2 separate regions of the Homo sapiens genome follow, and region 1 is linked to region 2. Evidence: read pairs that join two places in POLR2A ChIA-PET (ENCODE). Cell type or tissue: PC-3. All regions are shown on one strand. Each heading gives the region's core, and the rest is flanking DNA. Links, peaks and the distances in the headings are about the cores only.

What was found. Peaks named below come from ENCODE experiments on the same cell type or tissue, not always from the same donor. Only the 100,000 strongest peaks of a DNase experiment are listed, where the experiment ranks them.
Region 1: POLR2A ChIA-PET joins it to region 2 with 7 read pairs; 2 of 35 experiments call an interaction of 5 or more read pairs at or near these places.

Annotation. Positions count from the first base shown.
Region 1 is chr5:165,336,567-165,341,961 of GRCh38, forward strand. No RefSeq gene overlaps it. Among named protein-coding and RNA genes, the nearest start is that of LINC01938, 96 kb to the left of the region's middle. In PC-3, for the core only: no CTCF peak of the experiment used is centred there; no DNase peak of the experiment used is centred there.
Region 2 is chr5:165,230,950-165,236,344 of GRCh38, forward strand. The region is part of intron 4 of LINC01938 (long intergenic non-protein coding RNA 1938); the gene reads right to left. Among named protein-coding and RNA genes, the nearest start is that of LINC01938, 9.9 kb to the right of the region's middle. In PC-3, for the core only: no CTCF peak of the experiment used is centred there; no DNase peak of the experiment used is centred there; H3K27ac peaks cover 512 bases.

The sequences.
Region 1 (5,395 bases), core at 217-5,216, 110 kb after region 2:
AGGTCAGGAGATCGAGACCATCCCGGCTAAAACGGTGAAACCCCGTCTCTACTAAAAATACAAAAAAATTAGCCGGGCGTAGTGGCGGGCGCCTGTAGTCCCAGCTACTTGGGAGGCTGAGGCAGGAGAATGGCGTGAACCCGGGAGGCGGAGCTTGCAGTGAGCCGAGATCCCGCCACTGCACTCCAGCCTGGGCGACAGAGCGAGACTCCGTCTCAAAAAAATAAAAAAAAAAAAAAAGACACAAGTGGAATTAATCAACTTATCTGAGTAAGAAAGTGCCTGAATGCCAAAAAGAAGTCCCCTAATTTATTGTTAGAATTGGAATATACCAAAGAACACCATTAATATTTAACCAACATGGCTTTTCCAAAATGGTTATTTTGGAAAATAGTGGCAAGTCCTTTAAATAATTAAGTACAAACTTATTTGCAAACAAGTAGAAATAAAGCTAATTATTAAATATGAAGACACAGTTTGGAGGAAAACATTCTAGTAAGATCACAGTAACTGCACTTTAAAAATGCTGATATCTGCCCACTTTTGGTATAAATTTTGGTTTTACTTATGATGAAAACATCAAAGCATAGGGAAGTTAAGTTACCCGTCAGTTTCGTGCTACTGAATCCATAAAATGGGGATTTTTCATGTTAAATGTGTTTTCTTCCGCTACCTAGTTTTATTGGAGGAACACAGGTGGCATCGATTTAAATATTACATATTTGACTACTGTGATTACTAACCTCAACCAATCAGCAAACTACATCCAAAACTATAAGGACTCCTAGGCAAGCAAGCACAAAATGTGTAAAGAGCTATGAACAGTCTAATGAAATTAAGACATTGGTATAAAAGTAATTTTATTATTAGCTCCTGGGGAGAAGATACCCTATCCTAATGTTGCTTGAATTGTTTGTTCTCATAAATCTCAGTTTGGAGAAGCATGACTTCCTTTTCTTAAAACTGTATGCATCTCTGTCGTTATTCCAGATAGTTTTTTAAGTTGAACAGTTTTAGAAATTTAGAAATAAAGAGTCTCCCTGATAAAAATTAGAGTCCATTAAAACAGAATGGGGAAAACAGACTTGTAAGATTAATGGCTTCTGAAGATAATTTTAAATGCAAGAAGGATTGACCATCCACATATTGGTTGAAATCATGAATAGATGAAGGCAGGATGTGTACAATCATGCACCCCATGAGTCTATAATCTTATGGAACCGCATGTAGAATGTTGGTCCCATAAGATTATAATGGAGCTGAAAAATTCCCGTCACTTAGTGACATCATAGCCATTATAACTCATAATGCAACTCATTACTTACATGTTTGTGGTGATGCCAGTGTAAACAAACCAACTGTGCTGCTAGTTGTATTAAGTCTAGCACATATAATTATATACAGTGCATAATACTTGATAATCAATAACTATGTTTCTGGCTTATGTATTTACTGTACTTTTTAACGTTATTTTAGAGTACACTCTTTCTACTCTTTAAAAAGTTAACTGTAAACAGCCTCAGGCAGGTTCTTCAGGAGATATTCCAGAAGAAGTCATTGCTATCACAGATGACAGCTCCATGCGTGTTATTGCCCCTAAAGAGCTTTCAGTGGGACGAGATGTGGAGGTGAAAGACAGTGAGATGGATGATCCTGACCCTGTGTAGGCCTAAGCTAATGTGTGTCTTTTTGTCTTAGCTTTTAGCAAAAAAGTTAAAAATGTTAAACACTGAAAAATAGAATCGCTTAAAATAACACTATAAAGAAAAAAATTATTTTTGTACACCTTTACAATGTATTCATGTTTCAAGCTATGTTGTTGTTACAAGAGTTTAAAAGTTTAAAAAATTAAAGTGTTTATAAACTAAAAAAGTTACAGAGAGCTAAAGCTTATTATTAAAGAGAGATTTTAAAATAAATTTAGTGTATGTAGCTTAAGTGTACAGTGTTTATAAAGTAGTGCACAGTAATGTCCTAGGCTTTCACGCTTTCACATTCACTCCCATTCACTCACTGATTAACTTTCTCAGATCAGCTTCCAGTCCTGAAAACACCATTGATGGTACCATTTTTTAATCTTTTATATCATATTTTTACTGTACATTTTCTTTTCTTTTTTCTTTCTTTCTTTTTTTTTTTTTTTTTGAGTTGGAGTCTCACTCTGTTGCCCAGACTGGAGTGTCGTGGCATGATCTTGGCCCACTGCAACCTCCACCTCCCGGGTTCAAGCGATTCTCCTGCCTCAGCCTCCTGAGTAGCTGGGACTACAGGCACCTGCCACCACACCTGGGTAATTTTTTTGTATTTTTAGTAGAGACAGGGTTTCACCATGTTGGCCAGGCTAGTCTTGAACTCCTGACCTCAAGTGATCCACCCGCCTTGGCCTCCCAAAGTTCTTGGATTACAGGCATAAGCCACCGTGCCCAGCCTACTGTACTTTTTCTAAGCTTAGTTGTATTTAGATACACAAATACTTGCCATTGTGTTACAACTGCTTACAGTATTCAGTACAATAGTGTGCTGTAAGGTTTTTATTCTAGGACCGATAGCCTATACCACATAGCCAAGGTGTATAGTAGGCTGTACCATCTAGGTTTCTGTGAGTACACTACATGATGTTTACGTGATGAAATCACTCAGCAGTGCATTTCTCAGAATGTATCCCCATTGTTAAGTGATGCATGTCTGTAAGCAGATATCCAACTGGATGGGCCCTTCAAGGCTTAGTACTTCTGCCAAATGTACTCTGTTCCCTATCTAATTGGTCCAGGCCCCTATCCTCTGATAATGTTTTCTTTCGCCTCAGTAAGATGTACACCCTCTGTTTGCTCTGACATTTAACCTCTGCAACCCAATACCATAAATCTATTGGTAAGAGTTTTATGTACCACAATGGACTAGTGATTAAGAAAGTCTTTATCACATAAATGTTGTGTAGTGCCTCACACATCATATAAATGTAGGTAGCTGCCTATAGCCTGTACATATAACTGGTCCTGTCCAGGGTTTGTGGCAAGAAACTACAGAGGAATTATGCAAAATTTTGATTAGTGAAATACGGTCAAAGAAAAGGTTTACATAACTACATATATGTAAAACTAGACAAACGTAGCTACCAAGTACTTTGGAGTAAAATCTCTTAGTGGCAGATATACATTTACTTCCCAGCTAGTATCTTCTGCATTTTTTGAGTCAACAACAAGGTGAAATTTAGAATCCAAACCACCAAGTCAATGCATAAAGTAAGTCAATAAGTTGGCATTAAGTGAATGGTTTCAGTAGACATTCAGAAACAAAGGAATTTTTTGGCAGTTAAACTAGATCACCCTTGTCCTCAGTTTTAAATCCTGCAATGGTTTTCATTGCACTAAAAGTAAAAGCCAAACTCCAAGACCTGACCAACAGGTCTCTTGCCTGCTTTTCTGACATTATATCCTATCATCTCCTTCCTTCTCCACCTCCATACCCAGGTCTCCTCCGTCCCATAGCAAGACAGTGGTTCTAGTTGCTGAGTACTTAGAGCTCCTGTTTCTTATTCCTGAACAGCATCCCGTTTTTCAGGTCTCACCTCAAATCCCAAGTCCCAAAAGGGCCTTGCCAAAGCAGTCTCCTCTATTGCTATCACATAACAGTCATTTCTTTATAGCATTTATCTCCACATAAAAATGTCTTGTTTATTTGTTTACATGATTACTCCTGTTTCTTTTCTCTAGAATGTAAGTTCAAGTCCACTGATTTGGCCAATTTTATCTTGTTCTTTATTGTAACGTGGCTTGCAACAGTGTAGGTGCCTAATTCATATTTACTGATTTAATCTACTTTTTAATTTCATATATGCAATTATCAAACATGTATATGGCATTAGTCTGCCCCAGGCATGTTTCTCAACCTCTTATAACTAACATAACAGTCTTATGAGGTAGGCCTGAGAAGTATGCCCATTTACAGATGAAGAAATTGGAGCATAGGGAAGTGAAGTTACCCACCAACGTCAGAAAGCTGGTGAGGCAAAGCAGAGCTTCGAACCTGGACAGTCATGCATGTATTACGGTCTGTGTTATGAGTACAACAGCGTGCCAACGTTGATGTAAGCTATTAAGACAATCATAGGCACAGAGAAGACCTGCAAGGTTTAGGATAGAGCCACAACACAGTCTATAGGTGGAGAAGGTGGCTGGTTTTCAAAAAGTTTCAGAATGTATACAGGCATTAATTCTGTGGCTTCTCTTAAAGCAGTTTCCCCTTGCATTTTAGTCTTCAGCTGTTGGACTCTTGCTTGTTTTCTATATTCTGTTTTCCTGACCTAGTGTCTGAGTGATGGTGTTTTATTCAGGGAAGGGAAGGGAAAAACATCTTAAATTAGCATTTTTTAAATTATGCTTGATGAACAATAGTGTCCCATGATATCTAGATAGGCGTTCCTACCCTCCCTGCCAAAATGTTTCTGTAGTAAGAAAAAAAAAAAAAAAACAAAGTATGACTACAGAGAAGTAAAAGGGCAGAAATAAGAATATTTTGTAATACATACGAGAAAAAAACTAATATGAGTAAATTGTCCCCAATTTGTGAAGCCATATGATGTTTACAAAATGTTGTTTTTATATATTTCCAAGGTCTTTTATATTTATTAGGATGCTTCAGGCTAAATTGAATTTTGAGCGTTAAATGAGATGCCAAGTGACTAATTCTCTAAATTTTTGAAGAAATGAGAGCTGCATTTAAAAATATTTTAAAAGCATTTTTATTCCCATGTTATTATGCTACTTTTTCCTACTTCACCCAAATAGTGGATGCTGATTTGCAGGGTTCTTGTGATGCAAGTTTCCACCTCTTCATTAAGAAAATGCAAATGACTCTAATAGCATTTTCTCTGTGGTCCTGCTTTGCCAGGGCTCCTAAAGAGACTCAGCTGAAATCTAAGATAAACGCCCAACACTACAGGCTGCAGAGCCGGCATTTTATATAAGGGAGACTTACATAGACTATCACCTAAAGTTTAGCTTTTCAACACAGTTATTAATCAGCCTGTTGTGATCCTAGTATTTCTGAATGACACTATTTTCTGTAAGCCAAGCAACCTACACCAAATTAGGAATGGGGACAACGGGGTGGACAAGATATCAAACACGGCCGGAAAACGAATGACCCCTGGAAAACCTGTGAGCTAACCTGAACGCTTGAAATTTTCAAAATGATCAACAGTTGATGTGTGTGTGTTTTGTTGTTTCTGCTGTTCTCTTTCCTTTTCTTCTCCTTCTTCTTCCATTTTACTTCTCCTGTTCTTTACTTGCCAAGTTTCTCATCTGCCTTGTCTATTTTTCCATACAAATCAGTGGCATGATAGTATCTGTTTTAATATCATCTTCCACTTATTATTTAAATACTCTCTTCCTAA
Region 2 (5,395 bases), core at 110-5,109:
CACAACTGGCCTGGCTCTTCAAACAAGTGAATGACGTGGAAAAAAGGGGGTAGGAAGAAAGGTTGTTTTAGATTAAAGGATATCTAAGAGCTGTAGCAACCAAATAAAAACTGTGGTACTTATTTGTATCCTGATTAAAACAAACTAGAAAGTTGGAGAAGGTTAAATATGGACTGTTTATTAAACGGGATTAAGTAATTACTGTTAATTGTGTTCAGTGTCCTAATACATTTGTGGCATGTAAAGAAATGTCCTTTATGTTATTTTTGTTGCATTCTGAAGAATTTGGGGGATGAAATTATATGCTCTTTTGTATTAGTTTTGGAATTCAGGAATAAGAGAGGGGGCATGGGAAATAAAAAGGATACAATACAAAGATGCCAGGCTTCAGACAGATCTGTATTGAAATTTGGGGTCTGCTCATTGTTGCCTTTATAAGACATGGTACAGTAAGGCATCTAGTGATTGGAATATAAATGAGTGCGTAGCAATAGGTATTTGTTAAATGAATGAATGGATGAACAGTGAATCAGTGATAGTGGATTATGATGAATTCCAGTATTTTGTAAACAAAAAAGTTGGGGGACATACGCATACACAACTAAAACTATTCTTCTATCATAATGTAAATTGCACTCTACATAAAATATGAAACAAGAATGAGACTCGACTAACTCTGATAATCATCTATATACTAATCGCATCTATATCTTAATGAATGCTTAATCTTATGCATTCGTTGAACACCTGTTCTGGATAAGGCGCTGGGCTTGGCATTTGGAAAATATAGTGAAGGCATAGTCAAAGTCTCTGCCATTTAAAAATATGTAAACTATCTGGAGTTGGGAAGGGAGGCATATGCTTGAATCCAAGGCAGATAGAAATTAGTCAATAGATGTTTGAGTAACACAGTGAGAGGAAACAGAGAAAGGATTTTTTTTTCTGGATGGGTAAAGCAGGAAAGTCCTCATGATTTAAATAAAATTTGAAATTAGAGACTACATGTCTTAGCAAGATCTGGTTGTGGTGTCTTGTTTTTTCCTGGCAACGAGAAAGAGATTACACAAATCAAGAGTTTATTTATTACTAGTCATCAGGTATTAAAACAGCCTTTGGTCCTTAAGCTTTGATCCTAAGTGATTTTTTTTTCTTATGAACCAGCATTTATCTGACCATTGACTCACACACTCCCCAAAGCATATTGTAAGAGTCACTTCCCTTTGTAAAGAGCTGCCACTTCACTCTCCAAAAATATATTAGGATGAATAAAAAATATAAAGACCAAAGATGTTTTAAATCATTATGCAAATAAACAGCTCCCACTCAAATGTGGGAAAGGGCAATGTGAATGCTGGTGGTGGCTCTATAGATACTTGAGCTTTGCAAGGACAAGAAGGGACAGTGCTGTTGCTGCTATGGTTGGCGCTGGATTCACTTTTACCTGTGCATGATGTGCCCTACTGAGCTCTGTTTCCCACCCTTTTTATTTAGATAAGGATGAACAATCTGTGGGGGAAAATTTACTCTAACTTGCTTAATCATTAGCTTCTATTCCAGCAAAATGTTAGAGTAAAAATGGAAGGACAAGGAGAAAATAACACTTCAAAAGAGCACAACTGAGTTAGTGTTGAAGGATACTTAGGCTGTTAGATGGCAGAGTTCTGAAAAATGAATAGATACGTCACTGCAGTACAAAAGCCAAAGCCTTTTATTTACCAATTCCCTTGTGTTTAGTTAGGAGTTCAAAGGGTTTTGAAAGCACTCCTCCGTAAATTAAAATACTCTCCAGATGTTTTGGCACTGTAAATGGCCAGGCTAAAACTCACTTTTAATGAACTGTATTTTAATGTCAGTCTTTCTCCTGTCTCCTTAAATGACAAAGAACTCATCTGACTTTGTAATGAATGCTCAACTGCTCCATTACCAATTCTGCCATTTATTGTGCCTCTGTATTTTCCTGCAAATTCATGGTGATTTTAGATGTATCGAGGAGGAGAAAGGTTGGGAGATTTAGAAAGAAAATAAACCTAGAATCAGTGGGACATGAACTCTCTGCGTAGAATACAAAAACCTAGTTGTGACAATTTCCTTACAGGAAACTGAAGGTTTGAAGGCCAGAGGAAACATAAATAAATACAGAGGATATTGAACAGAATAAATAACCTGAGACTACAAGCTTAGAATCCATGACTTTGAGTTGGCTGTAATTCCTGTATCACATTCTTGATACTTAGAATCAAAGGTTTAAAGAAAATTGTGTCCAGAGGTTTCACAGAACTCAGCTTCAGGATTATTTGGATCAATGTATTTAGAATTGCTTTTGTTTTGTAAACTTACATATATATGACTTTTTTTTCTCTACTGTTCTGCCCAGTGAATTATAAAACCACTGACATCATGACTAGATGAAATGTTATATAATTTTCTTTATCAGTTCCTCCTTTCAGAAGTCCTGATATATTCAATATTTGCATCATTTTGCCACATCAGATCTTTGAAAGGCTTTATGCTGTTTTGATATTTTGAGTTTTGATAGCAATACTTTTATACGTTGAGTAACATATATGTTCAACACTAGCTTTTTACTTACATATGTAACAATCCTTATAACAACCTTGAAAGATGAGCTTGATTATCTCATTGGGCATATAAAACATAGAGCTGAGAGATATTTAATTGTCTAAGGTCACAGAACTAAGAAATGCAAGAGCTCAGAGATTTGAACCCTGCATTAGTCCGTTTTCATGCTGCTGATAAAGACAAACCTGAGACTGGGCAATTTACAAAAGAAATAATTTTAACAACTTACAGTTCCACATGGCTGGGGAAGCCTCACAATCATGGCAGAAGAGCAACTCACATCTTACGTGGATGGCGGCAGGCAAAGAGAGAGAGAGATTGGGTGGGGAAACTCCCCCTTATAATTCCGTCAGATCTCGTGAGACTTATTCGGTATCATGAGAACAGCATGGAAAAGACCTGGCCTCATGATTCAGTTACCTCCCACTGGGTTCTTCCCATGACACATGGGAATTGTGGGAGTTAGAATTCAATATGAAATTTGAGTGGGGACACAGCCAAACCATATCAAACCCTGTTGAGCCTTACTCCAAAATCCATGTACTTTTCTGTCTGGAAACCCATTTTGCTTTTTGGAAGTGAAACTCATGAACAACCTTATAAAGCAAGAATCAAATGTCTCTTAATCAAGTGCCTCAGTTTGCCCAGGATTGAGAGGTTTCCTGAAACATAGAAATTTCAGTGCTAAAACTAGGAGAATCATGGACAAACCATGAAGTTGATAACTGATATGGTTTAGTTGTGTCCCCACTCAAATCTCATCTTGAATTCCTATGTGTTGTAGGAGGGACCCGGTGGGAGGTAACTGAATCATGGGGGCAAGTCTTTCCTGTGCTGTTTTCACGGTAGTGAATAAGTCTCATGAGATCTGATGGTTTTAAAAAGAGGAGTTTCCCTGCACAAGTTCTCTCTTTCCCTGCTGCCATTCATGTAAGATGTGACTTGCTCCTCCTTGCCTTCTGCCATGATTGTGAGGCTTCCCCAGCCACATGGAACTGTAAGTCCAATTAAAACTCTCTCTTTTGTAAATTGCCCAGTCTCGGGTATATCTTCATCAGCAGCATGAAGACTGATTAATACAGTAACTTACATGCCAGGAAAAGCCCCTGTCAAATAATAGAACATTGAAAAAAATTATTGGTGGAATGGATGTGTAAGTAAAATATACTTTATCATATGTTTTCTTCTAGACAGTAAAAGTGACTTGGAATCTTAGAAGCATCAATGTGTAGACCAAATACTGATTTACATACAAATCTAGAAATATGCAAATTTATAAGTGAAATTATATAGAGAGCAGTATGACTCAGCATAGTTTTTCTGTTACTTATGGATTCTAAGTCCTGTGATAAATGTTACAGAAGTAATTCATCGTATTAATTTGACTATTATAATCACTAAGTAAATAAATTCAAATAAAAATGACTTTATTGCATCATATTCTTCTTGCAGTTCCACTATAGAGGAGATGTTTAGGTTAATAAATGTATGTTAGAATATGAAGTAAGGGAGAAATATGTATGCTTGTGTATAAAAAAACTATGATATGTTAAGTATTTAATGAACTTGACATATTTCCTCGTGAACATACTTTTCAATCTTGTTCCTTGAAATTCACTGTTAAAGTAGATAAAGCTGCCACTCTGTTTATAATCATAAACTACTCAAGAATATTATGTTGAAAGATCCTATCTTTAAGACTTTTTTATTTCTTTCATTAATTCTATTATTTAATTTGAATTTATGAATATCAAAAGAAGGTTTTGAAAACAGATTGTGGAAAAGCTTCAAATCACTGAGCTCTTTGAAATGCACTTGGTTTTACTGTATTGCTACTTCATTTGCTTTCTGCATTATACCACTATTTTGTTAAATTTTGCATTTGAAATGTAATTGCCTATTCAGTAATTCCTAGCATTAGTCAGATTTCTTGGATGACATAAATATTGATTTACTTTTACTTTGACTGATAAAAAGAATCACTATCACTGAAGCATGCAAAGAAAAAAAAAAAAAAACCTCTGTTGAGAAGTCTATTCAAGATGCTTTCATTTGAGCAATTTGTGTTTATAATTTTTTAATATGCCAACTTTATTACAAAAGACAAGTAAACTTGAGTAAACTTGAGTAACATTGGAAAGATTGCTTTTGTGGATGTTTGACTGTCATTTGTAGCAGCACCATCGGTGGGACAGCCATCAGTATCACCACTAACGGGGCATAATAAAAGCCATTTGGAGCCTTTCGTATTTGATAACAATACCTATGAAAAATAATAAAAGAAATAGGTAAAATATACTCTTGTAAGTGAGGATTTGTTTTAATATTCCAGTGTATTCATTTCATGAGTAAGGCTGCAAGATGCCTGGTCAATAACCATGGGGTTGGAACAGTGTGGGAACGCATTTCTGGAGAGATTCTCAGATCCTATGCTGTAGTCTAATAACATTTCTTTCACACTGGAGACAACACAGAAAGAAAGGTGTGAGGAGACGATTTTCTTCAGTCGGTTCATTTCCTGAGTGTAAACCAGGGTTTCTCAATTTTGGCACTATTGGCATTTTGAGCTGGATAAATCTTTGTTGTAGGGCTGTCCTGCACACTATAGGATGCTAAGCAGCATCCCTGGCCTCTACTCACTAAATGCCAGTAGCATCTCTCCAGTTGTGACAATCAAAAATGTCATCAGACATTGCCAAGATGTTCCGGGGGAGCAAAAATTCCCCAGTTGAGAGCAATTGGTATAAACTACAGTATCTTCTCCTTCACGTATATCACGTTTTAAAATCAGGTTAATTATCCAAATAACTTGTAG